Regions from separate parts of the Homo sapiens genome. Here regions 2 and 3 are each linked to region 1. The links are chromatin contacts, found by Hi-C or POLR2A ChIA-PET in ENCODE. All regions are on one chromosome and are shown on one strand. Each heading gives the region's core, a stretch centred on a gene start or an enhancer-like site at or near the end of the contact. The rest is flanking DNA. Distances are from core to core; before and after follow the strand shown. Region 1 overlaps SMAD7 (SMAD family member 7). Region 2 holds the start of ATP5F1A (ATP synthase F1 subunit alpha). Region 3 holds the start of MEX3C (mex-3 RNA binding family member C).

Region 1 (5,085 bases), core at 1,763-4,262:
TTCATGAGGTGACTGGAAGGTGGGACAGGGGACAGGGACAATCATTTAACCTCCGAGTGAGCCACCCCAGAAAATGCAGACAGCTAATCTGCCAACGGCACAGTCATATCTTGGCGTCTTATTGTTTTTGTTCCTGTTGAGTGACAGTCGCAGATCAAAACGTAAGAAAGCAATACTGAAATGAGCACACAGTCGCTGGCCTGGTTATCTGAGTTGTCTTCTGGCTGAAAGAAAGTCCCGACTTTGCAAGATGAAATTGGAATTGAGACCAGATCTTCCCTTTCTGCTCTGATCAAACCCCCCAGCAAAAGCAGCTCTCCCCGCCTTTTCTTCCTGGTGGGGCTTCACGGAGGAGCGAGAAGAGTAATTCAATTAGTGAACTCCACAGAGCTTGGAAGCCATCGGTTGGCCCCGGGGGAACAGACAGAGAAGGATGAATGTGAAAAGGAAACACCCTGGTAACTGCATCTTAGATTATTTCATCCAAACCCAACCCCAGACAGGCCAGGGCCTCACACACAGGGCTGACACCTCAGAAACGGGCTTAACCCTCAGATTTAAAATTAAAAAGCAAGAATTTCCTTCATCCCCCAGATGGTCTTCGTTGCGAATCAAGTCCTCTGGAGTTACAAAGGGAAAGTCACTCCTGGGCTTTGAAAACATCCCACTTCTCCTCTGGCTGTCAAGACATTAGATACTGTCTTTCCAGATGTTTCCCCACCCCTTGGCCGTGGTCCACTGAGGAGCCTGGCGCTAGGCTGGTCACTTCCACTCTGTGCTGTGCCCCAGGTACTACCAGGGTCTGGAGGGTGGATTATAACCACAGCTCCTGTTCTTCCTGCTGTCATCTTACAATCAGCAAGAAGCGGGGTGGGGAGGCGGGCTGGAACCAAAACCCGGGAGACCTACCTCTGTTTATCCACAAGCTTTGCTTTATCTCAATTCTCAACAGACCACACAACCAAAGCAGAAGTAGAAGTGGATGACTCAAGAGCTAGGCCCATCCCAGGGGGCCCACCCTGCACCTCCCCCACCTATGGCCTGGCTTCATGGAGGGACCAGGCTCCTCTGTCCTACAGAAGCTGCCCCTGCCTGCCTCCAGGTAGAGGCAACTCCTAGTCAATCCCCCCTCCCGCCGGCTCCATCCCCATGGATTCAACATCACCTTCGGACAAGCCATTCCAACTGCCAATTCTTAATTCTAACCCAGCCCAGGAACTGGTCCTCTGCACAGCACACAGCCTGGCACATAATAGGTGTCAATACATATTTGCTCCATAAACAAACCACAGGGACACACTGGCTTCTTCCAAAGCAGCGGGCCCACCTAGCTTCACACCCGGCAGAGGGAGGCACATGTGAACCCACCTGAGAGGGGAGCACACCTTCCAAGCACGGAGTCAGCCAGAAGGACCAAGTCCCTCTCCTGGACTCCCCACGGAGGACACAAGAGGGAAGCCCTGTTCTGCGCTAGGTCACACTCAGCCGCCGCGGCATATGCCACTGAGAGGTGTTTCCAAGGCCGGCGCCGGCCCACCAACCTCTGTGGGCACACCACCTGCCCACAGCATTCTGCTTTGGCGTCCTGCTCTGTTTGGACAAGTTGCCCTCACCAAGTGTTCAACAATGCTTTTACACACCCCAGGGCCCTTGTTGTGTTATGAAAACAAAACAAAGCACGCTAAGGAAAAAGCTGGGAGGGTGGGGGTGAGCGTGAGTGGAGAGCGGGCCAGCCACACACACAGGTCTCTTTCTTTCTGGTCTCTGTCCTAAAGACGGCTCCTTGGCAGCACGGGCCGGGGCACTGTCCCATGCCCTGTGTCATTAGAACAATGACATCAACAAAGAGGGGATTTAGAAACCCAGAGACAAAAAATGGAACTGGACCTTATCTGCACCACTGTAGGGCTGTGATAAGCCCCCTCTCTGGGAGATGCTTCTAGGTGAACCATATCACTCCTTCCTCCAAAGCACAGCACCGTTACTGGACACAGCTGTACCAGGGCAGCTCCGAGACCCATTTCCCCTCCACTCCTCACTAGCACCCTAGAAATAGTCTCAGGAAAGTTACAGAACTCCTGCAGGATGAGGGGGACACGGTGGCTTGAAAACACGAAGGCAGCCCTGAGTTCCCGGCGGCTAAGTGCCAGGTGCCTCTGTTAGGGGAAGGCAGTACCGGGGGTGGGTAAAAAGGCTAAAGGCGTGAGTAAATTCTTACGTACCCCCCATCAAAAAAAAAAATACAATCTTTTTTTTGCAAGTTAAAACTGAGCTAATGACACTGGGTGGGGCTCAGTGTTGAGGACTCCCCAGCCAAACCAAAATTAGCTTCCAGCCAAGAGCTGCTTGGCCTTACCATTTGGGGAAGGAAGCTGAAAAAGTCATGAAAGATTCTTTAGTAAAATGGGAAATAAGGCGGCAGTTAACATTTCAACTGAAGGTGACCCTTCTGGTAAAATATTTTTTTAAATAATAAAAATAACATAAAGTTCTCAAACAGCCTCTTTCTTAAAGAAAATGGCCTACATGTTCTCGTGGGAGTGGAAGGGAAGAAAAAAAAAACACAAAACAGAAAACAGGCTAGCCGTTTCTCAGCCACTACCTTTCACGAACCACTTTTCTCTGGAGTTATTCTCAAAAAAAAAGATGATGCAATTTCCTGTCTTGTCCCAATATTTCCTGTTAACTTACAAGGTGAAAGTTATCACCCTGTTTTAAATAACTGTCCTCAACACCGCTGAAAGTCCCTTTTCCCAGCCAGTGCCCACCCCTATCAAAAAATGTCCCCATCTTAGAGTATAAATACGATCATTTTCTACACCTTTTAAGAGTTGGCTTCGTAAGAAGCCTGGTTCTCTCTCTAGCAGATACTGAATCCACGGGGCACCTTCCACGGGAGTGGAAGCCCACATCTCCCAGGTGAACCCACAGAGAGAAACAGAGAGGCTGGGGGGCAGCCGAGTCCCCCAAGTGAGCCAACAGGTTTAGGTAGAGTGGCCGGGATCAGGTGAGTGTTGCTTTCTTGGTGTGTTAACCACTAAATTGAGAACTGTGCCTCAGCAGTTAATAATATCTTCCCGCTGAAAATAGCCCGGAGAGGAAGCCTCTGTGTGACAGTAGGCAGGCAGCCAGGCTTGGGGCTAGCCATTCAATACCGAGCGAGAGGTGGTAGGGCCAGTGGTGACCTCCCTGTGGCTGTGCTTACAGTATCCTTTCACGAGGCTCCCGCAAAGGGAGGGTGCCCGGGCCAGTCACCTACGGCCACTGCAGCCCTAGAACTTGGGCAAGGACATCACAGGGACTGGGGTCTCCAGGGGCCCAGGAAGGGTCTGGATCACCAGCTTTTGGAGCCAACCCTGGCACCATCCTGGTTCGCAGTCACTGGGATGGGCAGGCCAGGGGGACCCCGCAGAGTGAGAACAAGCATATTCACTTCCCCCAGCAGAAAAGTCAGGCCGGGAATCAAACCAGAGGGAACTTTCCTGTCTCTCATTTCTGGAACCCACGAAGAAAAAAGGAAGGTCGAAGGATCAGCACAGATGTGTCTGCTTGCTCAGGTAACACACAGCAGAAGGCCAGGCGTGGTGGTACACGCCTATAATCCCAGCACTTTGGGAGGCTAAGTCGGGAGGATCACTTGAGGTTAGGAGTTCGAGACCAGTCTGGCCAACATGGTGAAACGCCCTTTCTACTAGAAAAAAATTAGCCAGGCATGGTGTGGCACGCCTGTAATCCCAGCTGCTAGGGATACTGACGCATGAGAATGGCTTGAACCCAGGAGGTGGAGGTTGTAGTGAGCCGAGATCACGCCACTGCCCTCCAGCCAGGGTGACAGAGTGAGACTCCATCTCAAAACACACACACACACACACACACACACACACACACACACACCACACACACACACACGAGATCCCAGGCAGGCTACCAGCCTTGCTCCCTGGTCCATCAATGTACTTCCCATGTGACCTCAGGGCTGCCACCAAAACAAGTGTCTACCATCATCAGGTCCTAGGCAACTAACAGAAGTCTCTCCAATTTTACTCTCCACAATCACTGTTCCTTATAGATTATCCAAGTATCTACATGTATTTAAAACCTACCGCTGGCCATTTTTTGGTCAAACTTGTGGTAAAATACACATAACTTAAAATGTGCCACCAATGGCATTGAATACATTCGGTGAACTGTGCAACCATCACCACTCTACAGTTCCAGAACATTTTCATCGTCCCAAAAGGAAACCCGGTCCCATGGGTCCCTTTTACAATCCCATTCATGACAGCAAAGCAAAACAGTGGACCATGTATAGTTAATAATAGTTTTCTCTCAAATGTCTCTACAAAGAAGCAAGAAAGTTATCTGGGAAGCTGAATCCCGAGGGATTTTAGTGTGCGAGCAAGTCCAGGAACCAGCACTTTACACCTTTTTTTTCTTCTGCCAGGTGAAGACAACTGCTTTGAGAGTGCTGCTCCGAGTTCAAGGCCTGGACCGAAGGAAGTAAAGACCAGCCTGGCCATCATAATTCTGCAAGGAATTATGACACAGTAACAACAATAATAAAGGAGCAAAGAGGCCGGGCGCAGTGGCTCATGCCTGGAATCCCAGCACTTTGGGAGGCCAAGGCGGGCGGATCACCTGAGGTCAGGAGTTCAAGACCAGCCTGACCAACATGGCAAAACCCTCTCTCTACAAAAAAGTACACAAATTAGCCGGGCGTGGTGGTGCACGCCTGCAATCCAACTACTCAGAGGCTGAGGCAGGAGAGTCCCTTGAATCCAGGAGGCAGAGGTTGCAGTGACTCGAGATCCTGCCATTGCACTCCAGCCTGGGCGACAGAGCAAAACTCCATCTCGAATTAAAAAAAAAAAAAATTAAAACATTAAAAAATTTTAAAAAGAAGCAAAGGAAGCCAAACTTGATCATGAATTCTTCGGCATTTCCTCCCTTTTCACTGCTCCACCGGCTCTGAGCTTGCCACGGAGGTCCCATAGGTGTACAAGTCTACGCAGCTACAGTCAGGCTTTGCTAAGTAAAGGCATGTGTGTGTGTGTGTGTGTGTGTGTGTGTGTGTGTGTGTGTGTA
Region 2 (5,085 bases), core at 1,115-3,614, 2.8 Mb before region 1:
AAGCTGGAGTGCAGGGGCACGATCTTGGCTCATTGCAACCTTCACCTCCCAGGTTCAAGCGATTCTCATGCCTCGGCCTCCTGAGTAGCTGGGACTACAGGCGACCACCACCATGCCCGGCTAATTTTTTTATTTTTAGTAGAGACAGGGTTTCGCCATGTTGGCCAGGTTGATCTCGAACTCCTGACTTCAGGTGATGCACCCACCTTGGCCTCCCAAAGTGCTGGAATTACAGACGTCAGCCACTGCACCCGGCCTGGCAGTCAGTATTTTAAAAAGCAACTATTGGCAGGGCACGGTGGCTCATGCCTGTAATCCCAGCACTTTGGGAGGCCAAGGCGGGCGGATTACCTAAGGTCGGGAGTTGGAGACCAGCCTGACCAACATGGAGAAACCCCGTCTCTACTAGAAATACAAAATTAGCTGGGCGTGGTGGCACATGCCTGTAATCCCAGCTACTCGGGAAGCTGAGGCAGGAGAATCGCTTGAACCTGGGAGGCAGAGGTTGTGGTGAGCCAAGATCGCGCCACTGCACTCCAGCCTGGGCGACAAAAGCAAAACTCCGTCTCAAAAAAAAAAAAAAAAAGCAACTGTTAACAAAATGTAAGTGTCTTTCCCTTTAAAGGTACCCAATTTTTATTATTTTGACTTTAGATGTATTTTAATGGAGTTGCAGGAATTCTAAGATAAACAGCTTCCTACAAGGGGCAAAACTCAAAGTAGTTCCAATTTTACTTAAAAACAACAACAACAACAACGACAACAAGCGGCCGGGCACGACGGCTCATGCTTGTAATCCCAGCACTTCAGAAGGCCGAGGCGAGCGGATCACCTGACGTCAGGAGTTCAAGACCAGCCTAGCCAACATGGTGAAACCCCGTCTCTACGAAAAACTACAAAAAGTAGCAGGGCATGACGGCGGGTGCCTGTAATCCCAGCTACTCGGGAGGCTGAGGTGGGAGAATCACTTGATCCTGGGAGGCGGTGGTTGCAGTGGGCGGAGATCACGCCATTGCAATCCAGCCTGGGCGACTGAGCGAGACACCATCTCAAAAAAAAAAAAAAAAAAAAAAAACAAGCAAACAAAAACTGAATAAATGCTAGAGTTAGATTAGAAACCAAGAGTTGTGGCATGTGGACTTATTTTACTCTCTCAACAAATCCTGCAGCCACCTGGAACTTCCTTCAGTTTCTCCTTCAAGTTGTAATACTGCGACTGGTCACTGTCAATTCTGAAGCCTCTACCTTCCATAGGAGCTAGATGAAAACCGTTAAAAATGCTTTTTTGTTAACAGAAACCCAAGATGCTACCAGCGGTTGTTAAGGCAGCAAAACAGCCAACATGTTTATTTCACCTTTCAAATTGAGATTACTTTTAGAACAAAAAAAAAGTGTCAGTGTCAATGCGTTTACACTGAAATCATGTTAATTTCAAGGGAAACAAATAACGAAGGGTATTAATCCTTACAGCCATTTTCCAACCTTGTTCTCTTTTACTTGAATTCTCCATCACTAAAAATTACTCAAAACCAGGTGGAAAACTCAAGGACAAATTCTTTAAACACGTCCAAGTGCCACAAAGCACACACTCTGCCGGAGAGACAATTTAGAAACCAGCTTCACTGTTGTCACAGTGCTGGCCACATGAAATGGTTCTTTGCACCTGCAGGACGTTTTCACGGTCGTTTCGTATTCAGCACTAAGAGAAAGCCTACGTAAGTATTCCAAAAACCACCTTCATTTATTCCTTTCCTCTAAACTGAGCTCCAGGCAGAGGTGAAATGCTGGGCCTGCTGACCTTCACACAATGTCAGACTCCACTGACTAGCTTCAACAAGAGCTGACAGCAGTTTTCTGACCTTCAGCGGGACGCGACCCTAAGAATCGAAAGAGAGGAACCTCACCGATTCAGAACAGGCCTCGGAGAGCTAGCGCCCAAGCCCTGACCTTCACCCAAGATCCCCCTTCTAGGGCCGCTGTCAGCCGAAGACAGGAATCTTGAGGCCCTGTCTCTGGACACCATCGAGTTAACTGTCTGCCCTGTACCATTCTGCCTCTGCGCAGGTGACGAGCAAAAGGGCACCTGTGTCGCCTGCTCTGTCCAGCCGGAGAAGCCACGGGTGCAAGATGGCGGCATTCGCCACAGCCCCTCGCCCTCCTGCAGAGAGCGCCCGAGCCGGCGCACCACCACCCTGCAGCCCCACCCGGCCGCCTGCATCATGCCGGCCTTCGGTGCTCACCAGTCCGGCCCGCCGAGGAAGGGCGCGGACCACGGCCGCAGCAACGCGCACGGACAGCATCTTTGCAGTTACTCCGCAGGCGGTACTTCTGCAGCCGCAGCCTCCGGACTGACTGGGACAAAATGGCCGAGCCGCAAAGAAGGTCAAGACAGCCGGCCCACCTGACCCGGAAGTACTGCCCCTCGCGTTCACCACCTCTCCCCCCGCCCCCGCCGCCACTCTGCATTTTTTGGCAGGTTACTTATTTTTTTATGTAACATTTTTAAGTTTAAACCTCAAAATGAATGATTAGATATATTCCGGCTTTGGTCCTGGCATTCGTTATACATTTATTTTGGTCTTTTGAGTCGACCTTGTGGTTGCCCCGGGTGACCACGTGGGTAGCTGAATCTGCTAAGCAGCAGTTCCCAGGCCCCATCTGGTGCTAGAGGATGAGGGCCTCACCCGTCTGGGGTCGCGGCTGTCTTGAGGACCAGGGCGATTAATAGTGTCGGTAGTGTTAGACCGTGGTTTAGCACGAGTAGCAACAGTGAACAGCTAAACCCCGGGACTGGCCACCAGCAGGGAGCCTCCCACGGAGCCCGTTAATCTGCAGATCTTAGCCCCACTTCAGACCCTCTGAGTCGAAAATTCGGGGCAATCTGAATTTTTAACAAACACCAGCACCGTTCCACGTGATCCGATCTGCGCTCAGGTTAAAGATTCCCAGCTTTTTTAGATTCATTCTAAAAGAATCCTGTCAGTGAATTAGAGCAAACTGTTTAAAAATCCTGATAACCGGGGGAGGGGAGCATCAAGATAAATAGCTAATACATGCGGAGCTTAATACCTAGGTGATGGGATGATAGTTACAGCAAACCACCATGGCACACATTTACCTGTGTAACAAACCTGCACGTCCTGGACATGTATTCCGGAACTTTAAATTAAAAAAAATATATCAACAATCACAAGGAGGCCTAGAAGAGTCATTGCCAATCCTACTGAGAATTGTCCAGAATCAGAAGTTTACACCAGGATAGGACGAGGACTCGCTTTTTCCTCTGCCAACATCTAGTTCATGCTATTGGGAACTCTGCTTCTTCATTTGGAGTCAAAGGGAGATGATGAAAAAACACTTTCTATGCTTACCTGGATGGGCTTTTTTTTTTTCTCCACAGAATTACCATACTGAGATTTTTGTGATATATGCAAGATTTGTGTGTGTGTGTGATGCTGGTTATTATTATGTCATAGTGGACACTTATTAACGTTGCCTTCACTTTTCTTTTTTTTTTATTTATTTATTTTATTTTATTTAAGACAGGGTCTCACTCTGTTGCCCAGGAAAGAGTGCAGTGGGTTTATCACCATTCATTGCAGCCTGGAACTCCTGGGCTGGAGCAATCCTCTGACCTCAGCCTGTGCCCCTGTGGTCCCACCACCATGCCTGGCTAATTTTTTTGTAAAGACGGCGGTGGTGGGCAGGGCGTGGGGGGAGGTCTCTCTATGTTGCCCAGGCTGGTCTCGAACTCCTGGCTTCAAGTGATCCTTCCTCCTCAGCCTCTGCGCTGGGCCCGCTTTTCACCGTTTGGAGAAGCATTTTCAGTTCCATCCCCCAAATCCTGGCTTACACCTAGAACCTGAATTTTGGTGAGGCAAATAAATATCCGGGCTACAAGGGTCATCTCCTGAAACATGGCTTGTAAACACGTGATTAGCCATCCTTTTCTCTAGTATCCTACTCTTTTCAAGGTAAGCCATGGGAAAATAGAGCAGCAGTTCTCCTGGGAATCAGGGGTACAAAAAGGCTGTCCAAGCCAGGCGCAGTGGCTCACGCCTGTAATCCCAGCACTTTGGGAGGCTGAGGCGGGTGGATCACCTGAGGTCAGGAGTTCGAGACCAGCTTGGCCAACATGGCAAAACCCCATCTCTACTAAAAATACAAAAATTAGCCCGGCATGGGGGCGGGCACCTGTAATCCCAGCTACTGGGGAGGCTGAGGCAGGAGAATTGCTTTAACCCGGGAGGCAGAAGTTGCAGTGAGCCCCAGATTGCACCACTGTCCTCCAGCCTGGGCAATAAAAGTGAAACTCCATCTAAAAAAAAAAAAAAAAAAAAAGAAAGAAAAAAAGAAAAGAAAAAGAAAAAGGCTGTCCAAGTAAAATAAAATACAGAGACAAATCTATAAATTTAAAACATTTGGGAAGCAATAATTGCCATTCAGGGCATACACACAAACAGGGTGGTCTTTGGTACGTCAGAAGAACAAACAGATGGTTAGAGGTTTTATTTTTGTAAAAGAGAAATATAGCCAGGAACAGTGGCTCATGCCTGTAATCCCAACACGTTGGGAAGCCAAGATGAGAGGTTCACTTGAGCCCAGGAGTTTGGGAGTGCAGTGAGCTGTGATCACACCGGAACACTCCAGCCTGGGCAACAAAGCAAGACCCTATATCAAAACAAACAACAAAAAAAGAGAACTGTTGTATATTGTTCTTTAAGAAAGTTCATTGTCACTAGTAAGGTTTTGGGGAGCTGGCAAGTTTTGATTGGCAAGTAATGGCAACTAGGTAAAACGATCCTTAGAGTCACTGCAGGTTGTTTTTAGCAGCTAATTAGATAAAACTGGTTTAGGTCAGCCGGGCACGGTGGCTCACGCCTGTAATCCCAGCGCTTTGGGAGGCCGAGGCGGGTGGATCACCTGAGGTCAGGAGTTCAAGACCAGCCTGACCAACATGATGAAACCCCGTCTCTGCTAAAAATACAAAAATTGGCTGGGTATGTTGGCGGGTGCCTGTAATCCCAGCTACTTGGGAGGCTGAGGCAGGAGAATCACATGAACCTGGAGGCAGAGGTTGCAGTG
Region 3 (5,085 bases), core at 877-3,376, 2.3 Mb after region 1:
GCTCTCAACCTAACAGTAAAGAGGCATGCAACAACCAGGCTAAACCACATTGTCATGCGGTGGCAGCAGGTAACATCTGCCCCTTTCATAAAGGGGAAATGCTACCATAAAGAACTTAGGACCTTCCCTAAAAATGTCGGATACAGAGGTACCCCAGGCATCCCCTTCCCCCACCTTCACAAATCTACTCCTGGAATCTGAGACACAGGTCCTTTGTCTGAACAATGTGGGAGGAGTCTGTCTGCAGTACTGGTGTGCTGGCAAGTGAAGAGGAGAATTAACTGAAAACTGTATAAACCGATGAAGTTTCTTAATTACCTTAGTGTCCATTTTTTCTTCATCCTGCACACTGAACAGTTTTAAAAGACAGCCAGTGTGTCAGTGTGTCTTTCCGAGAGTTGAAACGTACCGAGAGAAATACAGTTAAGATAGGCGGCAGTGAGTTGGGCTGCTTTTCCAAAGCTAAGTTTCTCAACAGCGGAGGGGCAGGGGATGGCGGTGATACCGACCATTTGAACACCCCTTCCCTCCCCAGTGAGCTCTGTCTACAGGCCTCCATTTCTGTTCTTTTCTCCATCTGAACAAGTTCTTGTAAGGGAGGCTGAACGCTTTTAGAAGACACTCGGCGGCGCAAACTTGCAATCTCGAAGCTTTCCGTACCCAACAGCGAACCCACAACTCCTCGAGCCCGACCTTTTACCACCTCACTGAGGTTTCTGGTGCCACGCCAGCCTGGTGTTCCACGAATACAGCCCAAGTAACGTGAACACCACCGGACTGGGTCGCCCGAGAAACTTCACACTTTTTACCAGGCAAGACGGGCGGAAAAGCGTGGGTTTTCGCAAGGTGACCCATCTTCACATCTGGTCGACCCTCGGCTCCTCCCAGACCCCTTCGCGGTGGACTTGGGGGCCTCGCCGGGTTCGCCTTTTCCGTCCCACGCTCCTTTCTCTCGTCTCCCCACCCACGCCCGGGGCCATGCCCAGCTGGACCTCCCCACCCCTGCACTCACCCTGGCGGCCGACGATCTCGGCGACGTGCTCGGAGCTGGGCACCGGGACGCACTCGGTGGTGTTGACGCTCTTTCTCCGGAGCAGGGCCGCCTGCTCCCCGTTCAGGGCGGCCGCCGCCGCCCCACAACCGCCGGGGCCGTAGGCGTGGGACAGCATCGCCGCCATCATGCCCTGGGCATCGTCCCCTCCGTACAGCACCCCCGCCGCCGCCGCCGCGGCCGCCGCCTCCCGGGCATCGAACCTGGCGGCTGGCAGCAGCACAGACCCCAGGGACCCGCCCGGGATCTGCTGGGTCTGAGAGGCGGTGGCCGCGGGCGGCGACAGCAGCAGCAGCGACGACCGGTCCTCCTCCTCTGCTTCCTCCAGCTCCTCCTCCTCCAGCAGGTCTCCGTCCAGCTCCGCTTCCTCCCCCTCCTCCTCGTCCTCTTCCAGCTCCAGCTCGGCCGCCTCCGGGGCCCCGGGCCGGCCGGGCGGAGCCCGCTCCTCTGGAGACAGCTCCGCCGCCCGCCGGGCCTGGCCCTGCGCCGCCGCTGCCGGGGCCCGAAGCGCCGGGGCGCCGGGCTCCGCCGGGCTGGGGTCGTCGAGGCCTAGCGCGGCCAAGCGCTCCCTCAGCAGGAGCCCGTCCCCCTCGAGCTCCGGGCCGCCCGAGGGCGGCGGCAGAGGCGGCGGTGGCGGCGGCGGCGGCGGGGGCGGCTGCGGCAGGGGGGCCGGGGCCGCCGCCAGGGCCAGGGCCGCGGAGCTGCCGCTGGGCATCGCGGCGGCGCGCTGTCAATGGCGGCGGCGGCGGCCGGGTCAGGCGCGGCAGGCGGCGAGCCCCATGGCGGACAGGGCCAGGGCCCTGCTCAGCTCGCAAACACCTTTCCTCTGGGGAGGCGGCGGGGCTGGGGACCCGGGCCGAGGAGCGCCAGGGCCGCCCGGAGACCGGAGAGGGCGGGGTGGAGGGGCAGGGGAAGGAGGCAGAGGTAGGTAACTAGGTGGGTGGGTGGGGACGGCGGCGGGGCGGGCTGGTGGAGGTGGCAGCGGCTCCCCTCTCAGTGTTTCTTTTGTTTCATGGCCTTAACCAGCCCCCGGCGCGCGCGGCGGCGGCGGCTACGCCCCACGCCGCTCTCCGAATGAAGCCGGCGCGCTCTGATTGGGTGCTTTTAATCTCTGGGAGCCCGCCTTCTCCTCCCGCAGCCTTCCAACTCCTTTCCCCAGCCCCACCCCCCACCCTCCTTCGGGCCCCGCCCCTCCCCTCCCCAGAGCTCTCTGATTGGGTGACCGGGACCAGCCAGTTCCCGAAGCCTACTCCTTCCGTCCTCTCCCCGCCCACCTCCCTCTCATTCCTCCCGGCACGCGCGGAGAGGGACTGTGATTGTTCACTTTACACGTCACTCTTTGTGACGTCCCCGGCGGGGGCGGGAAAAAGGAGGCGGACGAAGGCGCTGCAGCAGAGGCTGAAACTAAGGGCCAAGCGGGGTTTTGGCGCAGGCGCGTGCGGTCGAAGCGCACACCTGGATTTGTTTCCCCCCAACCCTTCATCCCTGTAGCCCATGTGGCTGAGTTCTTTTAGGGAAGGCACTGTGTGAGCGGCCTGGAGCAGAGCTGCAGGCATAGGTTCGAGAGCATTGTTTCCTTGGGTTGAGGAAGAGATCGCCCCCTTCAGAGGAAGGGCCTTAAGAAGAGTCACGGAAGGAGGGGCCACGCAGTATCCTCCTATCCCCTCGCGGGGGCGGTTTCCTGAGCCGCGTGGCTCCCGGGCCTTCCCTCTCGGACTCGGGAATGCTCCTCCCACGCCCCGCTGGCCCGGCTTCTCTGCCGGCAGGATGGTTACATCAGCAGCCTGGAGGTGCTGAAGTTTAGCTCTTCGGGGTTTTTTGTTTTTTTTTTTTAAACGGAGTCCAGCTCTGTCGCCCAGGCTGGAGTGCAGTGGTGCGATCTTGGCTCACTGCAACCTCCGCCTCCCGGGCTCAAGAGCTTCCCCTTGCAGTGGCTCACGCCTGTAATGCCAGCACTTTGAGAGGCTCAGGCGGGCGGATCACGAGGTCAGGTCAGGAGTTCGAGACCAGCCTGATCAACATGGTGAAACCCCGTCTCTACTAAAAATACAGAAATTAGCCGGGCATGGTGGCGCACGCCTGTAATCCCAACTACTCGGGAGGCGGAGGCAGGAGAATCGCTTGAACCCGGGAGGTGGAGGTTGCAGTGAGCCAAGATCATGCCACTGCACTCCAGCCTGGGCGACAGAGCGAAACTGCGTCTCAAAAAAAAAAAAAAAAAAAAAAGAGTTTCTCCTGTCTCAGCCTCCCGAGTAGCTGGGATTACAGGCACGTGCCACCACGCCCAGCTAACTTTTGTATTTTTAGTAGAGACGGGGTTTCACCATGTTGGCCAGGCTGGTCTCGAACTCCTGACCTCAAGTGATACGCCCGCCTCGCCCTCCCAAAGTGCTGGCATTACAGGCGTGAGCCACCTCGCCCAGCTCTTTGGTGCTTTTTAAGAAAATGAATCCCCGTTTCCTCCTCCCTAGACACTCTTCCCACAGTATTGCTCAGGTGATCTCACGCAGTGGCTATCTTTTCTAGAGGTTATTATTTCTGTTTTTGTTGAGACAAGAGTCTCACTCTGTCGCCTAGGCTGGAGTGCAGTGACATGATCACAGCTCACTGCTGCCTTGACCTCCTAGGCTCAAGTGATCATCCCGCCTCAGCCTCCCCAGTGCATCACCACGCCCGGCGCGCATCACCACACGTGGCTAATTTTGTTTATCTTTTGTAGAGACTGGGTTCTTACCCTGTTGCCCAGGCTGGTCTCAAACTCCTGGGCTCAAGCGATCCTTCCACCTGGGCCTCTCAAAGTGCTGGGATCACAGGCGTGAGCCACCGCGCCTGGCCTCTAGGGGGTATTTTTAAATGGCTTGTTAAAAATTATGCTTCTTAACTTTCCTCTGTCTTAGGCTGTGACTAGCCCGTCTATCCCTTTAGTACTAAGTCCTGCCAGGTTAATCTTAGCCAGCAGCTTGGTCCTATACCTACAGATACAATGTAACAATGTAATTTTAAAATTTCTAAATGACCCCTTTAAAGCAAGAAGAAACATAGTTTTAATAAATACACTTAGTTCAATATGTCCAAAATAGTATTTCAACATGTAAGCCATATAAAATTACTGATAATGTTTACAGTTCTTTTGCATTAAGCCTTTGAAACCAGGGTGTGTTTTACACTTCCAGAAGTTCTTTTCACACTAACTGCATTTCAAGTACTACTCAGTAAGTACTCTAAATTTCTTGATTTTAAAATTATAACGGGACACTTTCTATATTGGATTAATTTATTATACCTAATTGCCTTAAACTCGTTTCTTAAGAGTCAACTTTAATTGAACATATACTTTTCTAAATTGTCTAGGCTGTTACCAAGACGGAGAAGGCTAAACTGTGACTTGCATTTGCTATTTTGTGCCCATAGGACATTTGCACAGTCCTACCTCACCCCTCTGATCAAAGACCTAGAGACTTTTAGCTAACACTAAACCTTTCCTGTTACTACTCCTAGATTTCCCCAGCCCTCCTAGAACCCTGTGTCTTGCTTCTCTAACAACACAATTGTAGCAGTAAGCTCTGGAGGAGGTGGGTTTATAGAAGAAATCTTGCCCTTACCCATAGTGAAAAGTGATCTTTTCCTTCCCTACCTTCCCAATTACGCACAATTTTCACTGATTTACTACATTGACACCCTTTTCGAGATATGCCTTAAGGACACATTTCATGATATTTTGATAAAAGGTACTAAATCTTTTTTAATGTATCAATGAATAGCTTATACAATTAGACATTTACTTATAGAATATGCAAAATGTTTGCTGTCTGATATTTAAGTTTAAACAATATTATTTGAAGGGAAGAACTTCTAAAAATCAAATCCAATCAAGGGAGAAAGCCAAATAAAATATACAGCAGTCACCCCAGGATATGTTGGTCATTGGAAGGAAATACAAATGAAACTTGAAAGTCCTTCTCTCCACCTCTTTTCATGAATTATCATATAATGCTCACTCCTTAGTCTTCCCAGTTCTCTTCCCAAGAACCCAA

What was found. Hi-C counts contacts between places; a loop is a spot of excess contacts on that map. ChIA-PET counts read pairs that join two places held with the same protein, here RNA polymerase II (POLR2A). Pooled maps may share reads with other maps.
Region 2: a pooled map shows a loop between it and region 1 (7-fold over the local background). The contact joins the promoter of ATP5F1A here to the enhancer-like site in region 1. A Hi-C loop is called at or near these places in 4 of 50 pooled maps. POLR2A ChIA-PET finds 5 or more read pairs at or near these places in 2 of 52 experiments (WTC11 and activated T-cell).
Region 3: a map with no recorded cell type shows a loop between it and region 1 (7-fold over the local background). The contact joins the promoter of MEX3C here to the enhancer-like site in region 1. A Hi-C loop is called at or near these places in 1 of 168 maps with a recorded cell type or tissue (naive thymus-derived CD4-positive, alpha-beta T cell), 1 of 37 single-sample maps with no recorded cell type and 9 of 50 pooled maps.

The regions. Positions count from the first base shown.
Region 1 is chr18:48,932,224-48,937,308 of GRCh38, forward strand. The region is part of intron 3 of SMAD7 (SMAD family member 7); the gene reads right to left. Among named protein-coding and RNA genes, the nearest start is that of SMAD7, 16 kb to the right of the region's middle. RefSeq lists enhancers at 220-369, 628-1,513, 2,955-3,024. Within about 2 kb of position 3,013, at least 24 of the 41 ENCODE cell types and tissues checked have a DNase peak (open chromatin) inside an H3K27ac peak, as active enhancers do.
Region 2 is chr18:46,095,932-46,101,016 of GRCh38, forward strand. It overlaps ATP5F1A (ATP synthase F1 subunit alpha), which reads right to left and starts at 2,365. Exons shown (of 12, transcript NM_004046.6): 1 at 2,241-2,365. The coding sequence starts at 2,300. RefSeq lists enhancers at 1,731-1,790, 1,765-2,964, 1,881-2,030.
Region 3 is chr18:51,195,555-51,200,639 of GRCh38, forward strand. MEX3C (mex-3 RNA binding family member C) reads right to left here and starts at 2,127. Exons shown (of 2, transcript NM_016626.5): 1 at 1,013-2,127. The coding sequence starts at 1,766. RefSeq lists enhancers at 131-752, 381-430, 2,551-2,640 and silencers at 1,091-1,140, 1,161-1,210, 1,471-1,550, 1,691-1,800, 1,821-2,350.